Linked DNA regions of Homo sapiens: region 1 is linked to region 2. Evidence: read pairs that join two places in POLR2A ChIA-PET (ENCODE). Cell type or tissue: OCI-LY7. All regions are shown on one strand. Links, peaks and the distances in the headings refer to the core of each region. The heading gives the core; the rest is flanking DNA. Region 1 has its middle 26 kb from the start of GRSF1. Region 2 overlaps RUFY3 (RUN and FYVE domain containing 3).

Evidence for each region. Peaks named below come from ENCODE experiments on the same cell type or tissue, not always from the same donor. Only the 100,000 strongest peaks of a DNase experiment are listed, where the experiment ranks them.
Region 1: POLR2A ChIA-PET joins it to region 2 with 10 read pairs; 2 of 35 experiments call an interaction of 5 or more read pairs at or near these places.

The regions. Positions count from the first base shown.
Region 1 is chr4:70,859,606-70,872,744 of GRCh38, reverse strand. No RefSeq gene overlaps it. Among named protein-coding and RNA genes, the nearest start is that of GRSF1, 26 kb to the right of the region's middle. In OCI-LY7, for the core only: no CTCF peak of the experiment used is centred there; a DNase peak (open chromatin) is centred at 7,204.
Region 2 is chr4:70,766,471-70,778,479 of GRCh38, reverse strand. It overlaps RUFY3 (RUN and FYVE domain containing 3), which reads right to left. Exons shown (of 18, transcript NM_001037442.4): 5 at 9,819-9,942; 6 at 4,908-4,969; 7 at 3,247-3,312; 8 at 42-111. Among named protein-coding and RNA genes, the nearest start is that of RUFY3, 51 kb to the right of the region's middle. In OCI-LY7, for the core only: no CTCF peak of the experiment used is centred there; no DNase peak of the experiment used is centred there.

The sequences.
Region 1 (13,139 bases), core at 3,193-11,192, 93 kb before region 2:
GATTCAAGTTAAAGATTTTTGGCTAGAATACAATGAATGATAGTGTACATTTTATCTCGCATCACATTAGGAAACACATACTATCTCATCCCACTAACAGTGATGCTAAAATTGACCACTGGAACAAGGTAATACCTAGTAATCTTAATAATAAACATTGACTATAAGAGTATATTAAACTATGTTTTAACTCATAATACAAAAATAAACATTTAAATCATTATGAAATATGAAAATAAACATTTAAATTAAACAGAAATTACAGCTAAAGAAATGTATAGTTCACTTTGGAAATCTAAGGTTCACTAACCCAGTAAAATTGAGTGATATTGCAGAATCATTGGCTAGTTTGTATCTGGTGGGAATGAGATGATGATAATATGATACACAATCATTTTCCTGGATTCATATCTGAACTATTATAGTAAGGGTTTTAGAAATCATATGGTATTCAATACACCAAAAATAATAGTATTTTATATATTATTATTATTATTATTATTATTTTGAGACAAAGTCTCGCTCTGTCGCCAGGCTGGAGTGCAGTGGCGCGATCTCGACTCACTGCAACCTCTGCCTCCCGGGTTCAAATGATTCCCCTGCCTCCACCTCCCAAGTAGCTAGGACTACAGGCATGCACCACCACGCCCAGCTAATTTTTTATATTTTAGAGACAGGGTTTCACCATGTTGGCGTGGCTGGTCTTGAACTCCTGACCTCATGATCCACCCGCCTTGGCCTCCTAAAGTGCTGGGATTATAGGCATAAGCCACCATGCCTGGCCTATTATTATTTTTTTTTAGAGACAGTCTTGTTCTGTTGCCCAGGCTAGAGTGCAGTGGTGTGATCATAGCTCACTGCAGCTTCAAACTTCTGAGCTCAAGTGAATCCTCCTCAGCCTCCGGAGTAGCTGCGACTACAGGTATGTACCACCACTCCCAGCTAATTTTTTTTTTTTTGAGACAGAGTCTCACTTCGTCACCCGGGCTGGAGTGCAATGGCACGATCTCAGCTGACTGCAACCTCCACCTCCCGGGTTCAAGTGATTCTCCTGCCTCAGCCTCCTGAGTAGCTGGGATTACAGGTGCATATCACCACGCCCAGCTAATTTTAATATTTTTAGTAGAGACGGGGTTTCATCATGTTGGTCAGGCTGGTCTCGAACTCCTGACCTCATGATCCACCCGCCTTGGCCTCCCAAAGTGCTGAGTGCAGTGAGCCACCACGCCCGGCCTAATTTTTGTATTTTTTTGTAGAGATGGGGGTCTCACTGTGTTGCCCAGGCTGATCTCAAACTCCTGGCCTCAAGTGATCTTCCTGCCTAGGACTCCCAAAGTGCTGGGATTACAGGCATGAGCAACCATGTCCATCCTCAATTTTTAAAATTCTAGGCATTATTCTAAGTCCTTTGCAGGTAGTAATTCATTTTATCTTCATAACAACGCTATGATGTTGAGATAGGTATTGTTACTTTTCCTTTTTTATGAATGCAGAACTTGGAGCAAAGATTTTTCTCTGTAATAGGAATGCTCTTCTCCCAGATATCTGCAAGGCTATTTCCTCATTTCCTTGAAAGTTTTGTTCAATACTACCTTCTTATTGATGCCTACCCTACTGTTACAAATTGAAATTCACCCCTTTTCCCAGTTCTTATCTGCCTTTCCTCGCTCTATTATTTTTTTCACTATAGCACTTATCACCTTCTGTAGTGGCTTTGTAATGTGCCTACTTGGCTAGGCTGAACTACATTTCCCAGAATTATCTTCCCTGTACATTCTCAAAGTGGGCCACAGAGACATTTTGCATGAGATGTGGAAAGCAGAAAGGGAGCAGCAACATATTGTCTTCACTCTCAGAAGGTCAGTGCAGGCTGGGCACAGTGGCTCACATCTGTAATCCCAGCACTTTGGGAGGCCGAGGAGGACAGATCACTTGAGGTCAGGAGTTCGAGACCAATCTGACCAACACGGTGAAACCCTGTCTCTACTAAAATACAAAAATTAGCCAGGCATGGTGGTGGACGCCTAGTAATCACAGCTATTCAGGAGGCAGAGGCCCTAGAATAGCTTGAACTTGGAAAGCAGAGGTTGCAGTGAGCCAAGATGGCGCCACTGCACTCCAGCCTCGGCGACAGAGTGACACTGACTCAAAAAAAAAAAAAAAAAAAGAGATCAGTGCAGAGGCACCAAGTGTCGTTGCACATTACACATGTGTTATTTATCTGCTGGCTTATCTCCTTGATGTGGGACAGAAGCTGCTGTAGCTCCCCACTGCCCACTTCAGCTTCTCTGCCTCCTGGGCCAGGTTCATGTTTAGCCTCATAACGAGGGGTGCCAGCTTCTGCAGGATACCCACATCATCACAGTCGGAGGTTGTGAGACTGAACAACAGGTGGATTCCAGCTTGTGTTTGTGAATTCCAATTTTTTGTTGCTAGAGCAAATCACAACTAAGCCCCCTATTTAGAATGATTCTCTAGGGGACAGATTTATTACGTTGGACCACCCCCATCACGGAAGGGGCAGCACTTTGTTCTCACTGGAACAGATACTCTTTATAGGGATTTTCTCTCCCTGCACGTAGAGGTTATGCCAAAACCACCATCCACAAATTTACGGAGTGACTTATCCACAATCATGGTATTCCATATAGCATCACTTCTGATGCAGGAAGTCTTTTTGTTTGTTTGTTTTGTTTTTTGTTTTGAGACACAGTCTTACTCTGTCACCTAGGCTGCAATGCAGTGGCGGCATCTTGGCTCACTGCAACCTCCACCTCCCAGGTTCAAGTGATTCTCCTGCCTCAGCCTCCCGAGTAGCTGGGATTACAGGCACACATCACCATGCCTGGCTAATTTTTTGTATTTTTAGTAGAGACAGGGTTTCACCATGTTGGCCAGGCTAGTCTCGAACTCCTGACCTCAAGTGATCTGCCCACCTTGGCCTCCCAAAGTGCTGGGATTACAGGTGTGAGCCACCGTACCCAGCCTAGGAAGTTTTTGCATAGAAATGAAATACAGCAATGGAACTATGCTTATATTAATAAAATTCACCAGTCTTACCCTGTCACCCTCATCCTAAAGCCACTGGCCTGATGGAAAGGTGGAATGGCTTTTTGAAGACTCATTTATGGCACCAGCTAAGTGTCATATGGCATACATTGTGAGGCCTAGACAATGTCCTCCAGGATGTAGTATATGCTCTAAATCAGAAAATAACATAGGTCAGATGCAGTGGTTCATGCCTGTAATCCCAACACTTTGAGAGGCCAAGGTGGGAGGATCACTTGTGGCTAGGAGTTTGAGACCAGCCTAGGCAACATAGCAAAACCCTGTTTCTAAAAAAAAAAAAAAAAAATTAATAATAAATAAATAAATAAATAAATAAAAGGAAAAGAAAATAACATAGATGGTGCTCTTTCTTCTACAGCCAGGATTCATGGGTCTGGGAATTAAGGTGGTGGTGAGTTTGGACATGGCTCCTTTCATTATTATTCTTAATGATCTACTAGGAAACTTTTTTTGCCTCCTATCCCTGAGAATTTGAGATCTGCTAGCTTGGAGGACTTAGTTCCCAAAGTAGGATGCTTCCACTAGAGGACATAGCAATTGTTCCACTAAACTGAAAGTTGAGACTGCCACATGGTCACTTTGGGCTCATCATGCCAATGAATCAACAGACAAAATAGAAGGTAACTGTTCTGACTACCTAGAGTGATTGGTTCTGATCACCAGGGGAAAACTGGGTTGCTTCTACACAATGGGGATAAGGAAAAGTATGTCTGGAATGTGGGTGATCCCTGGAGTGCTGTTAATATCCCATGTCCTGTGATTAAAGTCAAGGGAGAAACCCTAACAACCCAATTCAGAGGGGACTGCTAATGATCCAGACCCTTCAGAAATGAAGATTTGGGATACCCCACCAGTCAAGGAACCATGACCAGATGAGGTGCTTGCTAAGGGCAAAGGGTCTATGGTATGGATAGTAATTATAAATATCTGCTATGACTAGGTGACCATAAGTAAAAATGAGGACCATAATAGTTATCAGTATTGTTTGTTTGTTTTGTTTTGAGACAGGGTCTTTCTCTGTTGCCCAGGCTGGAGTGCAGTGTTGTAATCTCAGCTCACTGGAACTTCTGCCTCCCAGTCTCAAGTTATCCTCCCACCTCAGCCTCCCAAGCAGCTGCGCCACCACATTCGGCTAGTTTTTTATATTTTTGGTAGAGACAGTGTTTCCCCATGTTGCCCAGGCTGGTCTCAAACTCCTGACCTCAAGCAGTCCACCTACCTCAGCCTCCCAAAATGCTGGGATTACAGGCGTGAGCCACTGTGCCTGGACTAGTTGTCAGATGAACTGAGAAACTGCTCTAGCTACATTAGTAATTACACAAACCTCTGAATGCTTTATAGAGTTTACCTATTACTGAAATTATTCTGGAATTTCCATTTCCAAACAAAATAAAAAAAAATTTATTTTATTGTGATGATTTCCAAACAAAAACAAAAATAATTTTTAAAGTTTACTTTTTTATTAGTTCAAGCACATTACATAATATTAAAATGAACCAACTAAATGTTGCCCACTAGAGATTTTGATTTAATATTTCACACATTCAAAATTAGCCCATCGGTCAGGAACAGTGGCTCATGCCTGTAATCTCAGCATTTTGGGAGGCCTAGGCAGGTGGATCGCTTAAGTCCGGGAATTTGAAACCAGCCTGGGCTACTTGGTGAAATCCCATCTCTATGAAAAGAAAAAAGCCAGGAGTGGTGTTGCGTGCCAGTAGTCCCAGCTATGTGGGAGGCTGAGGCAGGAGAATCTCTTGAACCCGGAATGTAGAGGTTGCAGTGAGTCGAGATCATGCCGTTGCCCTCCAGCCTGGGCAACAAGAGTGAAACTCTGTCTCACACACACACACACACACACACACACACACACACACACACACACACCAAAAAAAAAAAAAAAAAAAGCCAGGCACGGTGGCTCATGCCTGTAATCCCAGCACACTTTGGGAGACTGAGGGGGGCAGAGATCACAAGGTCAGGAGTTTAAGACCAGCCTGACCAACATGGAGAAACCCCGTCTCTACTAAAAATACAGAAATTAGCCGAGTGCGTTGGCATGCACCTGTAATCTCAGCTACACAGGAGGCTGAGGCAGGAGAATTGCTTGAACTCGGGAGGCGAAGGTTGCAATGAGCGGCGATTGCGCCACTGCACTCCAGCCTGGGCAACAGAGCGAGACTCCGTCTCAAAAAACACAAAACAAAACAAACAAGCAAACAAAAAACTAGCACATCCAGGCACAGCTGAGGCAGTGATTGTTTCCTGTTAGTATTGATAGCTCTTTGTAAATATCCTCAACACAATACTTATCACCTTATAGTCATTTGTTCACTGATATAGTTCCCAGGCTAGACTACAGTCTATAAAGGCATTTTGTTGTTGTTTTTGAGACAGAGTCTGGCTCTGCTGCCCAAGCTGGAGTGCAATGGCACGATCTGGGCACACTGCAACCTTCATCTCCCAGGTTCAAACAATTCTCCCACCTTAGCCTCCCAAGTAGCTGGGATTACAGGCACACACCACCATGCCAGATTAACTTTTGTAGTTTTTTTTTTTTTTAATAGAGGTGGGGTTTCACCATATTGCCAGGCTGGTCTCAAACTCCTGACGTCAAGTGATCTGCCTGCCTCAGCCTCCCAAAGTGCTAGGATTGCAGGTGTGAGCCACTGCACCCAGCCCATAAAGACATTTTTTTCTTTTTATATCAAGAGTTCAGCTAATGTCCAGGTCCTAGAAATACATTATCTGTGGAAAAAATAAGTTTTCATTATGTGTGGTTGTATAAATGAATGAACAGTGCATGTGTATAAATGAGTAATTCTAAAGTTACTAAAAACTGAGGACTGTAAGTAAACAGTCTTAGAGTCATTTAAGAAAGGTGTAGCGGCTGGGCGCGGTGGCTCACGCCTGTAATCCCAGCACTTTGGGAGGCTGAGGTGGGTGGATCATCTGAGGTCAGGAGCTCGAGACCAGCCTGGCCAACATGGAGAAACCCCATCTCTACTAAAGATACAAAAAAAATTAGCCAGGCATGGTGGCACATGCCTGTAATCCCAGATACTCGGGAGGCTGAGGCAGGAGAATTGCTTGAACCCAGGAGGCGGAGGTTGCGGCGAGCCAAGATTGCGCCACTGCACTCCAGACTGGGCAACAAGAGCGAAACTCCGCCTCAAAAAAAAAAAAAAGAAAAAAAAGAAAGGTGTAATGGCCAGGCACGGTGGCTCACGCCTGTAATCCCAGCACTTTGGGAGGCCGAGACTGGCGGATCACCTGAGGTCAGGAGTTCGAGACCAGCCTAGCCAACATGGTGAAACTCTGTCTCCACTAAAAATACAAAAAAAATTAGCCGAGCGTGGTAGTGGGTGCCTGTAATCCCAGCTACTCGGGAGGCTGAGGCAGGAGAATCGCTTGAACCAGGGAGGTGGAGGTTGTAGTGAGCCGAGATTATGCCATGGCGCTCCAGCCTGGGTGATGGAGTGAGAATCCACCTAAAAAAAAAAAAAGAAAGAAAAAAGAAAAAAAAGAAAGGTATAGAAAGGTATAATGAAAAGAATTTTGGAATTAAATTAAAGAGATGGGGATTTGAAAGCTGGGTTTGCAACTTATTATTTTTTTTTCTGAGACAGAGTTTTACTCTGTCACCCAGGCTGGAGTGCAGTGGTATGATCTCAGCTCACTGCAACCTCCACCTCCCAAGTTCAAGCAATCCTCTTGCCTCAGCCTCCCAAAATAGCTGGTCTTGAACTCCTGACCATAGGTGATCTGACCGCCTCGGCCTTGCAACTTATTATTAAGCATTAAGCACCTCACTTAAGAGTCTCAGAGGCTGGGCGTGGTGGCTCACACCTGTAATCCCAGCACTTTGGGAGGCTGAGGTGGGCGGATCACCTGAGGTCAGGAGTTCGAGACCAGCCTGGCCAACATGGTGAAACCCCGTCTCTACTAAAAATAGAAAAATTAGCCAGGCATGGTGGTGTGTGCCTGTAATACCAGCTACTCGGGAGGCTGAGGCAGGGAGAATTGCTGGAACCTGGGAGTTGGAGGTTGCAGTGAGCCGAGATTGCGCCACTGCACTCCAGCCTGGGCAACAGAGTGAGAATCCGTCTCAAAAAAAAAAAAAAAAACTCTCAGATCTCAAGTTCCTCTTTTGCAAAACGAGATAATACCTTGCAGTGTATATACATATATATATATATATATATAGTTTGTATATACTGTGTGTGTATATATACACACTGCAAGATATCTCATTTTGCAATATATATACATATATATATATTTTTTTTTTTTTTTGAGACAGGGTCTTACTTTGTTGCCCAAGCTGGAGTGCAGTGGCACAATGATGGCTCACTGCAGCCTTGATCTCCTGGGTTCGCATAATCCTCCCACCTCAGCTCCCTGAGTAGCTGGGAATACAGGCACAAGCCACCATGCCTGACTAATATTTAATTTTTTGTAGAGACAGGGGAGCAGGGGGTCTCGCTTGTTGCCAAAGCTGGCCTTGAACTCAAGCAATCCACCTGCCTTGGCCTCCCAAAGTGCTGGGATTGCAGGAATGAGCCACAACGCCCTACTTTATCTTGCAGTATTGTTATGAGGATTAGAGATCATTTACACAATCAACACAGTGCTGAGCTCAGAATAGGTGCTCTATTACTATTTACTACATGTATCCAGGAATAATTCAACTAAACAAGTCCTTATATATGAATTATGACAATTTCTCTATTCATTGAGTTTATTATAATTTATTTAGAAAACAGAAAGCAATGTATGACACTCTGGTTCATAGCTGGATTTTTTAAAAACTTAGGCTGTTCTTATAAACCTAGGGCAAGTCCCTCAAACTTTGAGTCTTGAGAAGTCCTCAACTATAAAATTATTAGCTCAATACCTGTCCTGTCTATATCACAGGATGGTTAGAAGAATCAAATATGCAAATGAATTTTGTAAATTGTAAAGTGCTAAACAAATCCTAATTGTTTTTATATCTTCAATCTGAGTGCTTCAACTATAATTATAAGAATATATATGTATTTTTTTGAGACGGAGTCTTGCTCTGTCACCCAGGCTGGAGTGCAGTGGCGTGACCTCAGCTCACTGCAACCTCCTGCTCCTGGGTTTAAGCAATTCCCCTGCCTCAGCCTCCAGAGTAGCTGGGACAATAGACGGCCAGCTAATTTTTTGTATTTTTAGTAGAGACGGGGTTTCACCATGTTAGCCAGGATGGTCTCGATCTCCTGACCTCATGATCTGCCTGCCCCAGCCTCCCCAAGTGCTGGGATGACAGATGTGAGCCACTGCGCCCGGCCAAGAATATTTTTTTAAATCACTGCATTATACCTTAATGCACTTTTGCTCCCTTGTCTATTTTCTATAGTTTAAAGTGAACTAAAACTTGCCACTTAATTCACAAAGCTATCACGAGGCCTGATGACCTAATGTTTATATAAATTTAAACATTTAGGGCACTGGGCATTTGCGTCAGAGTGACTTACCATCAGTCACTGTGGAACTTTGAAAGATCAATTAACCAATTATAATAGTAGGTAAAATAATTTTGTGTAAATAGTTACCATCTAACAAGGCTCCTTAATTTCTTTTATAAACTTTGAGAGGTCTGCTCTGAGTGGTATGCCAGGAGTAAAGTCTTATCCTAAGAGACATAGACATTCCAATTGCCAAGAAGTTTTTTTGTTTGTTTTGAGACAGAGTCTCACTCTGTCGCCCAGGCTGGAGTGCAGTGGCGCGATCTCGGCTCACTGCAACCTCCGCCGCCTGGGTTCAAGCGATTCTCCTGCCTCAGGCTACTGAGTGGCTGGGATTACAGGCATGCGCCATCATGCCCGGCTAAACTTTTTGTATTTTTAGTAGAGATGGGGTTTCACCATTGCCGACAAGTTTTAAAGGCAAACTGTTATGTGTTGTTCTGTACTCATTATCATAGTTCTGTTCATTGAAAACTCACTGTTGTTTAAGTAGACTTAAAAACTTTCACAACGTCAGTGACACATTTCAACAGGTACCTAATGTGTCACTGGCTTTTCCCATAACCTTTCCCTTAGAGACTTTAGGGCAAGAGCCGTTCATATGAACAAACTGTGATGGGCCTAGGCAGGATGGGAACATTGACTCTGTGTTTACGTGAGGTGGGGAAGTCATGTGGGGTTTTTTTGTTGTTGATGTTTGTTTCTTTTTATGTGGCTTCATAGTTAACAGTTTCTGAACTTAGCTGCACATCGAAATCACCCAGGAATCCACCCCAGACCTCTTGTGACAAATAATACAAGGAGGAATCCTAAAAACAGTATTTTGAACAAATTCCAGGTCCTTCTCATGTAATCAACCAAGGCTCTCTGTCTGTGGACTGCTGGGAATCTCTGGTTCACCCTGCCTTAGTGTTGCCTCCCTCTTCTCTATTTTTAGTGCTTTCTCCTTTGCTAGTGGTTCTGTATTTCCCACGGTCCCCAATGTCAGGACAAAATCTATCTGATATGTTGTTAACACCCTAGTGTGGCTTCATTTAATGTGCTATTTCTTCAGAAATGCTAATGGTGGGATTTGAGACTCTATGACAGCTTGGGGTGGGGGTGGTTGAGGGAGGAAAGGCTTTGCTTCCTGGTCCCACAAATGACATTACTTAGGGAATAGCTTCTTTTTACCTATCCATAAAGTCGGTCCTACATATGCATCATTATACAGAAATGCATTTCAGGAAGACAGCACGAAGGAAGTCAATGGAAAATCTGGATGGCATCTGGAATCTTAACTTGCAAGTCCCTATTAAACAAAATTTCCTAGTTTTCTTTTTTTCTTCTTCCTTTTTAAATTAGAGCATACGTGAGAAAGTTTTTTTTCAAGAATAGAGGATTTCTCTCACTGGAATTATTCAACACAGTCTGGATCCTAATTTAGCAGGGACATTTTAAAGAAGATTAAACATTGGATTTGAATTTTTAAATAATCCTTAATATTTTTTCTGTCCCAAAGACTTTATGGTCCTCTGACATAGCAAAAGTTATTTTTTTGATTAGGCATTTCTCCAGTTGATGACAAGTAGGAATAAAGCCTTTACTTTTGACACATGTCTGCTAGCTGCTTTAGTTTGACCTGTACCTGGGAGTTCCTGCCCAAGGCTACCATAAGACTTAGAAAAGACCCTTTTCAGGAGAGTAGGATTTCCATAGGAGTCCAAACAGCTCTTGAAATTGCTCTCTTGGCCCAGGCTCTGCTCTTTTGTCCTGTGAATTATTGCATTAGTTCCCTAATCAACTCTGGTCTCTTGTCTTCCTACAATCCCTCCTTCAAATTATTGCCAGAGTTAAATTTATTTGTTTATTTATTTTTCTTGAGATAGGTCTCACTCTGTCACTCAAGCTGGAGTGCAGTGGTGTGATCATAGCTCACTGTACCCCTGACCTCCTGGGCTCAATCAATCCTCCCACCTCAGCCTCCTTAGTAGCTGGAACTACAGGCATGTGCCACCACACCTGGCTAATTATTTCATTTTTTGTAGAGATTGGTCTTGCTATGTTGCCCAGACTGGTCTCAAATTCCTGGGCTCAAACGATCCTCCTGCCTCGGCCTGGCAAAGTGCTGGGATTGTAGGCAAGAGCCACCATGTTCAGCACAGAGTTGAATTTCTAAATTTAAATGTGTTTATGTTACCTTCCTATTTCAGTGGGCACCCTATCTTCTTCCAGATGCAGTTCAAGTTCCTTAAGATGCATTCACCCAGTGCACCCAAACCTTTTTAATGCTCTCATTTCCATCAGACTTTCCAAAATTCTCATTATGTTAGTATTCCTGCTATAAACCATCTGCAATTCCTTGAATTCTCCAAGTCTTCATGCCTCTGGGGTTTTGCAAAAACTGTTCCCTCTGCCTGGGACAGGAGTCCCTCCTTCATTTTGTTTCTTTATTGATTTCTTCAAGAACCAATTTTCAAGAACCAATCATTACGATATGGAGCCTGGTTTCAAATGTAGTGGGGAACCAATACTGTACTTATTAAATGTGGTACATAAGAAATAAGCACCTCCAAGATCTTTTCACAGTGATAATTCTCATTCCTCTGATATCCTTCAGATCAGTAGGGTATATTCTGCTCTAGACCCTAGGATATGCTTCAAGAGGCCTCTCAGAGCTTAACTTGCAGCTTAGTGTTTTCTTTTTCCACATAATTTTTTTTCTTTTTTTTTTTTTGAGACAGAGTTTCACTCTTGTCATCCAGGCTGTAATGCAATGGCTCAATCTTGGTTCACTGCAACTTCCATCTCCTGGGTTCAAGCGATTCTCATGCCTCAGCCTCCCAAGTAGCTGGGATTACAGGCACGTGCCACCACACCCAGCTAATTTTTGTATTTTTTGGTAGAGATGAAGTTTCACCACGTTGGCCAGGCTGGTCTCAAACTCCTGACCTCAGGTGATCTGCCCACCTCGGCCTTCCAAAGCACTAGGATTACAGGCGTGAGCCACCATGCCTGGCCTTTTCACAGAATTTTTTTCCAAAGAAAATTTATTTTCCCGGGAGTCAGCTGCCTTAAATCCTTTCAGAACCAAGACAGTTTAAAACAAATAAATATTCAGGTAGAATTGGAGTGGGAAAACATACAAATACAAATACCATTTCCTTTAAACAATATCTAAGAAAATAATAGTCACCACTTATTAGATTCCTCTATTTGGTAGATCTATGTGCTATATTTACCTATATTGCCTTTACTGCCTTATCACTTTCTGCATTTACAAAATCACCTTCCTATGTGCTCTACCAAATAGAGCTACTTGGTTCTTCCTATGTGTCAGGTAGCTCACTAGCTCCACCAAATACAAGCTGGTGAGATACCTAGCACATAGGAAGAAACTAATATCATCTCCATTTTTATAAGTTAGGAAAACAAAGCTCAGAGAGATAAATAGCTTGACCAATATCACCATATAGCTAGACAGTGACATAGCTAGGATTTTATCAAAGTGTCTGACTCTGAAGTCTTATGTTTTCCTAAGTCATGGTGTTAAAGAAGGGGAGAAATTATTCCAAATACCATAGCCAATTTACCTTTCCCTTCATGCCTTGTTTCTTTTCTTTTTTTTTTTTTGAGATGGAGTCTTGCTCTGTCACCCAGGCTGGAGTGCAGTGGCACAATCTCAGCTCACTGCAACCTCCGCCTCCTGGGTTCAAGCGATTCTTCTGCCTCAGCCTTTCGAATAGCTGGGACTACAGGTGCGTGCCACCATGCCCAGCTAATTTTTGTATTTTTAGTAGATACGGGGTTTCACCGTGTTGGCCAGGATGGTCTCCATTTGTTGACCTTGTGATCCGCCCGTCTTGGCCTCCCAAAGTGTTGGGATTACAGGCGTGAGCTACCGCACCCGGCCCCTTCATGCCTTTTTTCCTAATGTCCTTGTTTCCTGTGACACAGTCTCTCTTTGTCTATTGTGCTTCCTTTTCCTTTTGCTCTCAATTTAGGAACACACTGGCTTCCGAATATCCTTTCACAGTAGAAAACTTGTCAAAATCCCGAATACAGCAGAATTACCAAGTTTAAAAGTGATGAAACATGGCACAGATCATATCTGAAGGAATATGCAAGAAACCGGTAACAGTATCTTTGAGGAGAATGGGATAACTAGGGGACTGTTGTTAGAGACAAGCCATATCCTATGTGTATGTGCATGCATGCACATGCATGTACATGTATGCATATATAATTTTGCAGTTTCACTTTTTTCTTTTTATACTATGTTCATGTGTTACCTATTTAAAAGAGGTGATTAGGCCAGGTGCGGGGCTCATGCCTGTAATCCTAACACTTTGGGAGGCTTAGGAGGGCAGATTGCCTGAGCTCAGGAGTTCAAGACCAGCCTAGGCAACAAGGTGAAACTCCGTCTCTACTAAAATACAAAAAAGTAGCTGGGTGTGATGGTGCGGGCCTGTAATCCCAGCTACTAGAGAGGCTGAGGCATGAGAATCGCTTGAACGCGGGAGGCGGAGGTTGCAGTGAGCCAAGATCGCACCACTGCACTCCAGCTTGGGTGACACAGTAAGACTCTCTCTCAAAAAAAGA
Region 2 (12,009 bases), core at 2,422-10,421:
ATTAAATTCTATAAGTCAATCAAAGCATTTCCAAAACTTACCTCCTCTGTCAGTTTAGTGTTGGATTTTTCTAATGCATCTACTTTTGCCTGAAGGTTGTTTACAGTAGCACTATAATATAGAGAAGAAAAAAAAGTCACTTTTGAAAAACAGACAATACTCTGTACCTTCCTTTTTAAACCCTTCACACTTATCCTTCATTGTCTAATGTTCATAATTTTTTATTTTATTATTATTATTATTTTTAGACGGAGTCTCGTTGTGTCGCTGAGACTGGAGTGCAGTGGTGCGATTCTCGGCTCCCTGCAACCTCTGCCTCCTGGGTTCAAGTGATTCTCTTGCCTCAGTCTCCCAAGTAGCTGGAGACTACAGACATGCACCACCAAATCCAGCTAATTTTTGTATTTTTTGGTGGAGATGGGGTTGCACCATGTTGCCCAGGCAGGTCTCAAACTGTTGACCTCAAGTGACCCACCTGCCTCGGCCTCCCAGAGTGCTGGGATTACAGGCATGAGCCACTGCGCCAGGCCTTAATGCTCACAAATCTTGACCTCTAGGCTTACAAAAGGCTATTATCTTTGGCATTTGAGTTTTAATTCAGTAAGTATTTATTCAATGAAATAAAAGAGTTCATTCCCTACAGAATAAACTTTGTTTATCTACATATGATAATAACAGTCTATATGAATTAAATACTTACATGCACCAAACCCTCTTCTAAATTACGTTATTTGCGTTATTGCATTTATTCCTTTCAACAACCCTTTATGTTAGGTATTCTCATTTACAGATAAAGAAACTAAGGCATAGAAAGAGTAAATAATAGTGCCATTGTTTATATTTCATTGTTAACTGTAACCATATCTTTGCTTGGCTAACATCTCCATAGTTCATTAAAGTCATTATATTAGTTCTTGGTCCCCAGAGAAAATGTACTTAAATTGTTTTGAATTTGCTAGGTGGAACCAAGACTACTTAAAATTTTACTGACAGTAGTATAATCATATTATAAGTTTTACTTAAATTAAAAATGTCTATTTTTCATAAGAGAACTACAAACAAGATAATTAATGAATATATTAATTATTCTTCAAAATTATTCAGTAGTCTTAACATAACAAGAACATCAAAGTACTTGAGAATACCAATAGCTTTTGGATAGCTCTTCTCAGGAGAGAGGAAACTGTTTTATGTTCTGGAAAATTCTGAAAATACAGTAGTCCTCTCTTATCTATAGTTTTGTTTTCTGTGGTTTCAGTTACCTGCACTCAACTGTGGTTCAAAAATAGGTAAGAATAGTACAATAAGATACTGTTCTCCCTCTGGGACTTCCTTGGGCAAAGCTGGGCATGTATTTTTTTCTTACATGTAAATAAGGATTTTGATAGACTCATGTATAAACGTATTTGTTTAAATCCCACATAAGATGTCCAAATCTGATTTGTGCTCTCTATGACACAAACAATAGAGGGAAGTATGAGTATGTTTAAAAAACACAAATAAATAAGGATTATCCAGTAAGGATTTTTACTTCTCCTAAGATAAAAAAATAAACTGTGAACATATATACAACACTGAATTGTCGTAAGGACAGTGGCCCTTAGAAAATCTTTTGGAAATAATGATTTCTCAATGCACAAAATCTTGAAACTGGTATTTCTAATGCTTTCTTTCTCTAATTTTTGTTTTGTTTTGTTTTGTTTTGAGACGGAGTCTCGCTCGGTTGCCCATGCTGGAGTGCAGTGGCGCGATCTCGGCTTACTGTAAGCTCTGCCTCCCGGGTTCACGCCGTTCTCCTGCCTCAGCCTCCCGAGCAGCTGGGACTACAGGCGCCTGGTACCACGCCCGGCTAATTTTTTTTGTATTTTTAGTAGAGATGGGGTTTCACCGTGTTAGCCAGGATGATCTCCATATCCTGACCTTGTGATCCGCCTGCCTCGGCCTCCCAAAGTGCTGGGATTATAGGCGTGAGCCACTGCTCCCGGCCTCTTTAATTTTTAATTAAACTTTAATGTTTTATTCACTGTGCTCAGATATAGAATAGCCATAGTCATTTAAGGACAATAAGAAATATAAATACAGAAAACTGAAGGGGGAAAAAAACCTGAGAAAACTAGGAAGAAGAAGTTCAATGAAAACAAAATAAAAGGATGTGTTGATTTTGAGGGAGACACTACATTCACATTACTTTTATTATAGTCTATTGTTAAAGTTGTTTTATTTTATTATTGTTGCTAATCTCCTACCTTGCCTAATTTATAAATTAAACTTTATCATAGGTACATATGTATAGGAAAAAACATAGCATATATAGGGTTTGGTACTATCTGTGGTTTCAGATATCCTTTGGGGGTCTTAGAATGTATCCCCTCCACATAAGGGGGAACTACTGTACTTTGTGAATACTTGGTGAATTAACTGTAATAATGGCAAAGAAATTCAATTTATATATTAAATTAATGCTATTAATTCAATGTATAAATGAGAAATGCAGGAAAACAAAGCATGTATCTTTTTTTTCGTTTTTTTTTTTTTGTTTAAGACAGTGTCTCGCTCTGTAACCCAGGGTGGGGTGTAATGGCAAGACCAGGGTTCACTGCAGCCTCAGCTTCCCAGGCTCAAGTGATCCTCCTCCTGTCTCAGCCCCACAAGTAGCTGGGACTACAGGCACATGCCCGGCTAGTTTTGAGTTTTTTAATAGAGACAAGGTCTTGCTATGTTACCCTAGCTCATCTTGAACTCCTGAGCTAAAGCAATCCTCCTGCCTTGGCCTCCCAAAGTGTTGGGACTACAGGCTTTGGCCCAGCACACCTGGACGATATGATTAATTTAAAGGTACTAATGTAATGAGTGGTTTACCCAAGATCAGTTCTGAAATATGCAGCTATCTCTACTAAACTGAAAAAGCTACCAATTTCAACTGTATATGTCACATATTTTAAAATTCTTAACTGAATGTATTTACGTATTTATCTATTTAATCACTAGAGTTATAATTACATACGTAATATTATATACTATGTTATTATATATTATATATAACATTATATACTGCCTTTCACTAAAGGTCACCAAAACTGTTAAATGCCATTTATTTATCTAGTGCCTAACTCAGTGCCTGGCAAACAGGAATTCTACATATATTTGTTGAACACTGTCTGAATTTATCCTCACTGCGCATCATCTTACTCTTCCCTTCTCCTTCAACAATTCCCCAGTAAAGTAATATATTTATTCATTATTTACTTCAAATGTCTGTTCAGTTCTTCTACATAGTTCTTCTGGTCCAGAATTGCAGTAATCTGACCGTCTCTGGGGGAAGGGGAAGAAAATAGAAATAAAATAAATAACATAAGAAATACCAAGATCCCAACCCCACCCCACCCCATCTTTTCATAAAACATGAGAAAAAAATTGTGGCACAGATACACTGAACCATAAGACAGATTTGATGTAAAACCCTCTTGACATAGCAACAAGAAAGAGTCAGGAGTTTAAAAATGACAAAACCCCTCACTAATAAAGCTCTTGTTATAGCTTACAAACCTCAGTATTAATAATTTAGGTCACAGGTATGATGTTGCAATCTATTAGACGCATTTAAAGGATAAAAATTTTCTTGTTAATAGGTTTTTCAGCTTCACTAGTAGTATTTATAGTAACAACTTTCCAATTGTCATAGGACTTGAATTAAGCTCACTCTGATGTAATATAGCTGTTCTCAAGGGCTAAATATTTGTCTGTAAGTGCTATTTAACATTTAAAGTGAATGGTTAAAAAGGGTTTCACGAAGATTGAATGTTTATTTTATATATATATATATATATATATATATTTTTTTTTTTTTTTTTTTTTTTTTTTTTTTGAGGCAGAGTCCTGCTTTGTCACCCAGGCCGGAGTGCAATGGTGTGATTTCGGCTCACTGCAACCTCCACCTCCCGGGTTCAAGCAATTCTCCGGCCTCAGCCTCCCAAGTAGCTGGGATTACAGGCACCCGCCATAATGCCTGGCTATTTTTTTTTTTTTGTATTATTGTAGAGATGGGGTTTCACCATGTTGGCCAGGCTGGTCTCAAACTCCTGACCTCAGGTCATCTGCCTGCCTCGGCCTCCCAAAGTGCTGGGATTACAAGCATGAGCCACCATGCCCGGCCCAAATGTTTATTATTACATGAAAAATTAAACTGTGGATAAAGAAGGTTCACGTCTACAACCAACTAATCTGTAGTAGACAAAAGATAAACAGCCAGATTTTTCAGCTGTAAGATAAAATTAAGGCCCCAAACCTATACAATTACTAAAAGAACAGTGAGATAATCTTAGCTCAATGTCAAAAATTAAAAATCAGACTAATTATGCTTTCAATGGCTAAATTTATAAAAAGAATAGATGTGCTTCTGATCTCTAATTACTAAGTACCATAATGAATATTTTAAAAGTGTTTAACACAATTTTAGATATACAAGAAGAGGTATAAACGCAGCACAGAGTTCCCATGTACCTTCAATCAGTTTCCCCTAATGTCAATATTTTACATAACCTCACAGTGCATATTTCATATTGCCAATTTTAAGCAAACTGAGAATGCGACTCCTCTGGTCAAAATGACCATGTTTTTAAACCCTACTATAAGACATGGAGAATTGGAATCCTTTAGAAAATTTGTATTTTCTTTGCCCCTGAACCACATAGCAGGAAAATCATTAAACAAACAAACAAAAAAATCCTTTTAGGGTTTAGAGGTAGGCGTAATAGTCAGATATTTCTGGCAAGACTTTATTAAAGCTATATGATCAGAAATTCTTTCAGCACGTCTGTTAAAACAGTATTGTTGTAAACTTTAAGTACCACCAAAGGAAAAAAAATGCTACATCAGGAGAAAAGAAATCTAATTTTCTTTGTACGTACCCTTCAGTACCTTTACTGCTGTTCCCGTCCTTGAGATACATTGAAAAATCTATAACTCCAACCTACAGAGAGAATTTTCAGGTTTTAATATAAAATTAGATATTCTTTACAAGGCATAACACAATGTCTCCTTCTAGGCACTCAAAACAGTAATACAGTCATGACACTTACTAGAAATTTACGATTAAAAATGTACTGTTTTACTTTCAGTTTAATCAAGAATTAACAAGAGTTGGAAGTAAAGAATCAAGATTATGTCAATAAGACTAGAAGACTAGATCACAACTAACACAGTCAACAGAATACTTAATATAAATAAGGTCTAAAGTTTCTTTCTCTTTTGCTTATTTCGGGTATTCTGCTACTGAATCCCTGTTCATTTTTAGAAATAACTTTTTAAAAATTAGCACATTTCCCCTGTAGAAGTTTCAGAAAATACAGCTAAAAAAAAGGGGAAGTAATATTAAACACTCATAATCCCAACCACTGAAGATGACCATTGCTAATATTTTGGTGTCTGTTCCTCCAAACTTTCATTGATGTACACGTCTTCATTTTTCAAGATTGCCATTTTATTATTTAGCTTATTTCTTTTTAAAAATCCACACCAAAGGCCGGGCGCAGTGGCTCTTGCCTATAATCCCAGCACTTTGGGAGGCCGAAGCGGGTGGATCACCTGAGGTCAGGAGTTCGAGACCAGACTGAACAACATGGAGAAACCCTGTCTCTACTAAAAATACAAAAATTAGCTGGGTGTGGTGGCACATGCCTGTAATCCCAGCTACTCGGGAGGCTGAGGCAGGAGAATTGCTTGAATCCAGGAGGTGGAGGTTGCGGTAAGCCAGGATCTCACCATTGCACTCCAGCCTGGGCAACAAGAGCAAAACTCCGTCTCAAAAAAAATAAAAATAAAAAAATAAAAAAAAAATCCACACCAAAAAATCTTACTTCCCTTCCTATTTTACCAGAATAAAACATAACAGAAGTTTGTCATAGTATTTCATACAGAAAGGGTGAGAAGTAATTAAAGTGAAAACATTATTTATTGGGCAATTAATGTGTACTAGGCCCTGTTCTAACTGCATTACATCAAGAAATCTGAAACAACAAGAAACTAAGTAATTATAAAATATATTCAGCTAGAAAATGAGGAAGCCAGAATCCAAACCTAGGCAGTTAGCTTCAGAGCCTTTACTCTTAACTACCGTGCTTTAATGGCCTTTAGTACAGTTCGCTCTCATTCTCAGCAAGTCCTAAAATCCAAGGACGCAGAGGGCTGACTGTAAGGGCTTGAGCATTGTGAGTGTTGGTATTCATGGAGGTGCTGGAAATAATCTCCTTTGGACACTGAAGGACAACTGTACAGTTGATTCTTGAACAACACGACTTTGAATTGTGCGAGTCCACCTATATACTATATATATACACAATATAAAATATATATTTATATTATATTATTTTATTTCTGAGACAAAGTCTCACTCTGTCATCCAGGCAGAAAAAAAAAAGGTTTTCCTCCATCTCTGCCACTCCTGAGACAGCAAGACCAACCGCCTCCTCTTCCTCCTCCTCCTCATCAATCTGGTTAGTGTGAAGACCTTTATGATGATCTGGTTCCTTTATGATAATCCATTCATTTAAATGAATAGTAAATATATTTTCTCATCTTTATAATTTTCCTATAATATTTTCTTGTCTCTAGCTTACTTTATTGTAAGAATACAGCATATGAAATATACAATAGGCCAGGCGCCATGGCTCATGCCTGTAATCCCAGCACTTTGGGAGGCCGAGGCAGGAGGATCACTTGAGCTCAGGAGTTCAAGACCAGCTTAGGCAACATAGCGAAACTCTGTCTCCACAAAACAAAAAAATTAGCTGGGTGTGGTAGCATGTTCCTATAGTCCCAGCTACTCTGAAGGCTGAAGTGGAAGGATCAATTAAGCCTGGGAGGCAGAGGTTGCACTGAGCTGAGTTCACTCCACGGCACTCCGGCCTGGATGACAGTGAGACTTTGTCTCAAAAATAAAATAAAATAAATATAAATATAACTATTTATAATATACAAAATATGTGTTAATTGACTGTTTATGTTACTAGTAAGGCCTCTGGTTAATCGTATGCTATTAGTACTTAACGTTTTTAGGGAATGAAAAGTTTTAGGTGAATTTTCTATGTGGGATGTTTCTACCATGTGGAATGCCTTACTCTGTTGTTCAAGAGTCAACTGCATATATTTTAGTATACACACACACGCACACACACACATACCTCATTTTATTGCACTTTGCTTCACAGATATTGCATTTTTTACAAATTGAAGGTTTGTGGCAACCCTGCGTCATGCAAGTATATTAGTGCCATTTTTCCAACAGCATGTGCTCGCTTCATGTCTCGGTTTCACATTTTGGTAACTCTCACAGTACTTTAAACTTTTTCTTTATTATTACATCTGCTATGATAACCTGTAATCAGTGATCTTTGATGTTACTATCAAAATTATTTTGGGGCTCCATGAACTACGCCCATATAAGATGGCAAGCAATCCATAAATGTGTATGTTCTCACTGCTCTACTTACTGGCCGTTCCCCCATCTCTCTCCCTTCTCCTTGGCCTCCCTATTCCCTAAGACACAACAATACTGAAATTAGGCCAATTAATAACCCTGCAATGGCCACTAAGTGTTCAAGTGAAAGGAAGAATTGCACATTTCTTATTTTAAATCAAAAGCCAGAAAAAATTAAGCTCAGTGAAGAAGGCATGTCGAAAGAGAAGACAGGCCAAAAGGTAGGCTTTTTGGGCCAAACAGCCAGGTTGTGAAAGCAAAGGAGAAGTGCTTGAAGGGAATTAAGTGCTACTCATGAACAAATGAATGACAAGAAAGCAAAACAGCCTTATTGCTGACAGGAATAAAGTTTGAGTGGTCTGTATAGAAGATCAAACCAGCCACAACATTCCCTTAAGCCAACACCTAATTCAGAGCAAGGCCCTAATGCTCTTGAATTCTATGGAGATTGAGAGGTAAAAAAGCTGCAGAGGAAAAGCCTGAAGTTAGCAGCCACTGGTTTACGAGGTTTAAGGAAAGTGTCTCCATAACATAAAAGTACAAGTTGAAGCAGCAAGCACTGATGTAAATAATAGAAGCTGTAGCAAGTTATCCAGAAGATCTAATTAAGATAATTGATGAAGGTGGATACACTCAACAACAGATTTTCACTGTAGTCAAAACAGCCTTCTATTAGACAATGCCATCTAGGACTTTCATAGCTATAGATGAGAAGTCAATGCCTGGCTTCAAAGCTGCAAAGGACAGACTGACTCTCTTGTTAGAGGCTAATACAGCTGGTGACTCTAAGTTGAAGCCAGTGCTCATTTACCATTCTGAAAATCCTAGGGCCCTTAAGAATGATGCTAAATCTACTCTGCCTATGCTTTATAAATGGAATAGTGGGCTGGGCATGGTGGTTCATGCCTGTAATCCCAGCACTTTGGGAAGCCAAGGCAGGCAGATCACTTGAGGCCATGAGTTTGAGATCAGCCTGGGCAATATGGCAAAACCCCATCTCTACTATAAATAAAAAAATTAGCTAGGTGTGGTGGTGCATGCCTGTAGTCCAGCTACTCAGGAGGATGAGGCATGAGGATTGCTTGAGCCCAGGAGGCGGAGGTTGCAGTGAGCTGAGATGGTGCCACTGCATTCCAGCCTGGGAGACACATTAAGACTCTGTCTCTAAAAAACAAAAAACAAAAACAAAAACAAAACAAAAATAAAGGGTACAACAAAGACAGCACATCTGTTTACAGCATGGTTTACTAGAGTATTACATAAACTTAGTTGATAAAGCAGCAGCAAGATTTGAGAGGACTGACTCCAATTTTGAAAGAAATTCTACTGTGGGTAAAATGCTGTCAAACAGCGTGGTATGCTACAGAGAAATCTTTTGTAAAGGAAGCCAATTAATGTGGTAAACTTCATTGTTGTCTTATTTTAAGAAATTGCCACAGCCACCTCAACTTTCAGCAACTGCCAAGATCAGTCAGCAGCCATTAACACTGAGGTAAGACCCTCTACCAGCAAAAAGATTACAACTCACTGAAGGCTCAGGTGATTGTTAGCATTTTTTTAGCAATAAAGTATTTTTAAGTTAAGGTATGTACATTATTTTTTACACTTACACTATCACATACTTAATAGACTACAGTATAATGCAAACAAACTTTTTATTTAAAAAATTTTTTTTAGAGTTTTATTTTGAGACAGGGTCTCACTGTCACCCAGGCTGGAATGCACAATTATGGCTAACTATAGCCTCGACTTCCCAAGCTTAAGTGATCCTCCTGCCTCAGCCTCCCAAGTAGCTACACAACCAGCTAATTTTTTATTTTTTGTAGAGACGGGGTCTCACTATGTTGCCCAGGCTGGTCTCAAACTTCTGGGTTCAAGTGATACTCCTGCCCCAAAGTGCAGGGATTACAGGTGTGAACAATCGCACCTGGCCTAGTATAAACAAACTTTTACATGTACTGGGAAACCAAAAAATGCATGTGACTTGCTTTATTATGATATTTGCTTTATTGTTGTGATCTGAAACCAAACCTGCAATATCTCTGGGTATACCTGTGTTTGTGTGTGTATGTATGTGTATGTAAATGTGTATGTGTGTGTGTGTATATGTATGTTTAACAGAGAGTACAGCCAAGACAAGAATCTAAAAAACATTCGTAACGTATAAATGAGCCAAACTGGAAGGAAAAACAATCTTTTTTTTATATTCCCATCAAAATGGAAGGAAATCCTGTTTATGACTCATAGAATATGGCCTAATTTGGTTGGTATAACCTAATCAAATCCACTTCTGAGATAGCAGAACTCAGAGTGACACCCATGGGAATGAGTCTCTTTCCCATACCTGAGAGTCCAAGTCTTCTCCTTTCATACAGAAATTGGCATCAATGACATTCAGACCCACCAACAGACCAGCAATTATGGCTCCTTCTTCTTCCATCATGAGGGCATTGGGTTCGTAGAATTCACTGTAAGAGAAATCCACAGAATTCCTTATTGTAACAAAAATCTCAAAAATCCAGAGACAAGGACAAAAATGGTTGATTCATGGTTGAATCATAGTCATCATGGTTGATTATAGCCATCTACAAAAATAGTAAAAAAAAAACTACAAAAAGAAAGGCTTTAGTAAATATTTTACTTTTAGAATAATAGGTGGATGTTGGCAAGTGGCACTGGAGAAAAAATTTTTTAAAAGAAAAAAATAATAGGCGCATGAATAGATTCTTTAAATAATAGGCTGGCAGAAAGACGTGACTGAACAGTATTGTGGTTGAAGCAGGTATTCAGACTTTTCTGACATATTTGTACTTGTGATGCACCATCAGATAATTTTGCAATCTTTTATGCATCTTAAAACATTTGTTTGGTAGCTCGGCATGGTGGTTCGCACCTGTAATCCCAGCACTTGGGGAGACCAAGGCGGGAGGACTGCTTGAGCCCAGGACTTTGAGACCAGAGTGAGCAACATAGTAAGACCCCATCTCTACTAAAAACAAAAAAAAATCTGAATGGATAAAAATTATTGGCTGGGCACGGTGGCTCACGCTTGTAATCCCAGCACTTTGGGAGGCCGAGGCGGGTGGATCACTTGAGGTCAGGAGTTCAAGACCAGCCTGGCCAACATGGTGAAACCCCATCTCTACTAAAAATACAAAAATTAGCTGGGTGTGGTGGTGCACACCTGTAATCCCAGCTACTCAGGAGGCTGAGGCAGGAGAATCGCTTGAACACAGGAGGCGGAGGTTGCAGTGAGCTGAGATTGTGCCACTGCACTCCAGCCTGGGTGACAGAGCAACACTCTGTCTCAAAAAAAAAAATTCGTGAAGACCCATAGATAATTAAATACTGCTTATAATGCACCTAAATTACTAATACACACACAAAAAAACCAGTGATGTAATTCATATGATCTAACTATTGCATTCCTTGGTATTTACCCAACTGAGTTAAAAACTTACGTCCACACAAAAACCTGCATACATGTGTTTATAGCAGTTTTACTCTTAATTGCCAAAATTTGGGAGCAACCAAGATGTCCTTCAGTAAATGAATGGACAATGGCATATGACTTAGCACTAAAAAAAGGGAGCTATCGCCAGGCGCAGTGGCTCACGCCTGCAATCCCAGCACTTTGGGAGGTCAAGGCGGGTGGATCACCTGAGGTCGGAAGTTCGAGACCAGCCTGACCAACATGTAGAAACCCTGTCTCTACTAAAAAAAAAAAAAAAAAAAAAAAAAAAAAATACAAAATTAGCCGGGCATGGTGGCACACGCCTGTAATCCCAGCTACTCAGGAGGCTGAGGCAGGACAATCACTTGAACCTGGGAGGCGGAGATTGCGGTGAGCTGAGATCGTGCCACTGCACTCCAGCCTGGGCAACAAGAGTGAAACTCTGTCTCAAAGAACAAAAAAAAAGGGAGCTATCAAGCCACAGAGGAAACTTAAATGCATATTACTAAGTGAAAGGTGCCAGTCTGAAAAGGCCATATACTCTATGATTCCCACTACATGACATTCTGGAAAAGGAAAAACCACAGAGACAGTAAACCCCTGGTAACAACAGTACAATCACAGTACGATCAGTGGTTATTAGGGGTTGGAGGACAGAGAGATGAATAGGTGGAGCACAGAGGATTTTTTAGGGCCATGAAACTATTTTGTATGGTACTATAATGACATATGGATACATATCATTATACATCTGTCAAAATCCATAAAACATACAATACCAAGAGTAAACCTTAATGTGAACTATGAACTTTGGGAGATAATGATGTGTCAATGTAGGTTCATCAATTGTAACAAATGTACCACTCCTGTGGGATGTTGATAATGAGGGAGGTTGTACAGGGGGGAAGGGTATGTATGAAAAATATCTGTACCTTCTACTCAATATTGCTATAAATTTAAAACCACTCTAAAAAATAGTCTTTTAGATTTTTTAAAAAAATGGAAACAGGCGGGTGCGGTGGCTCACGCCTGTAAACCCCACACTTTGGGAGGCTGAGGCAGGTGGATCACTTGAGGTCAG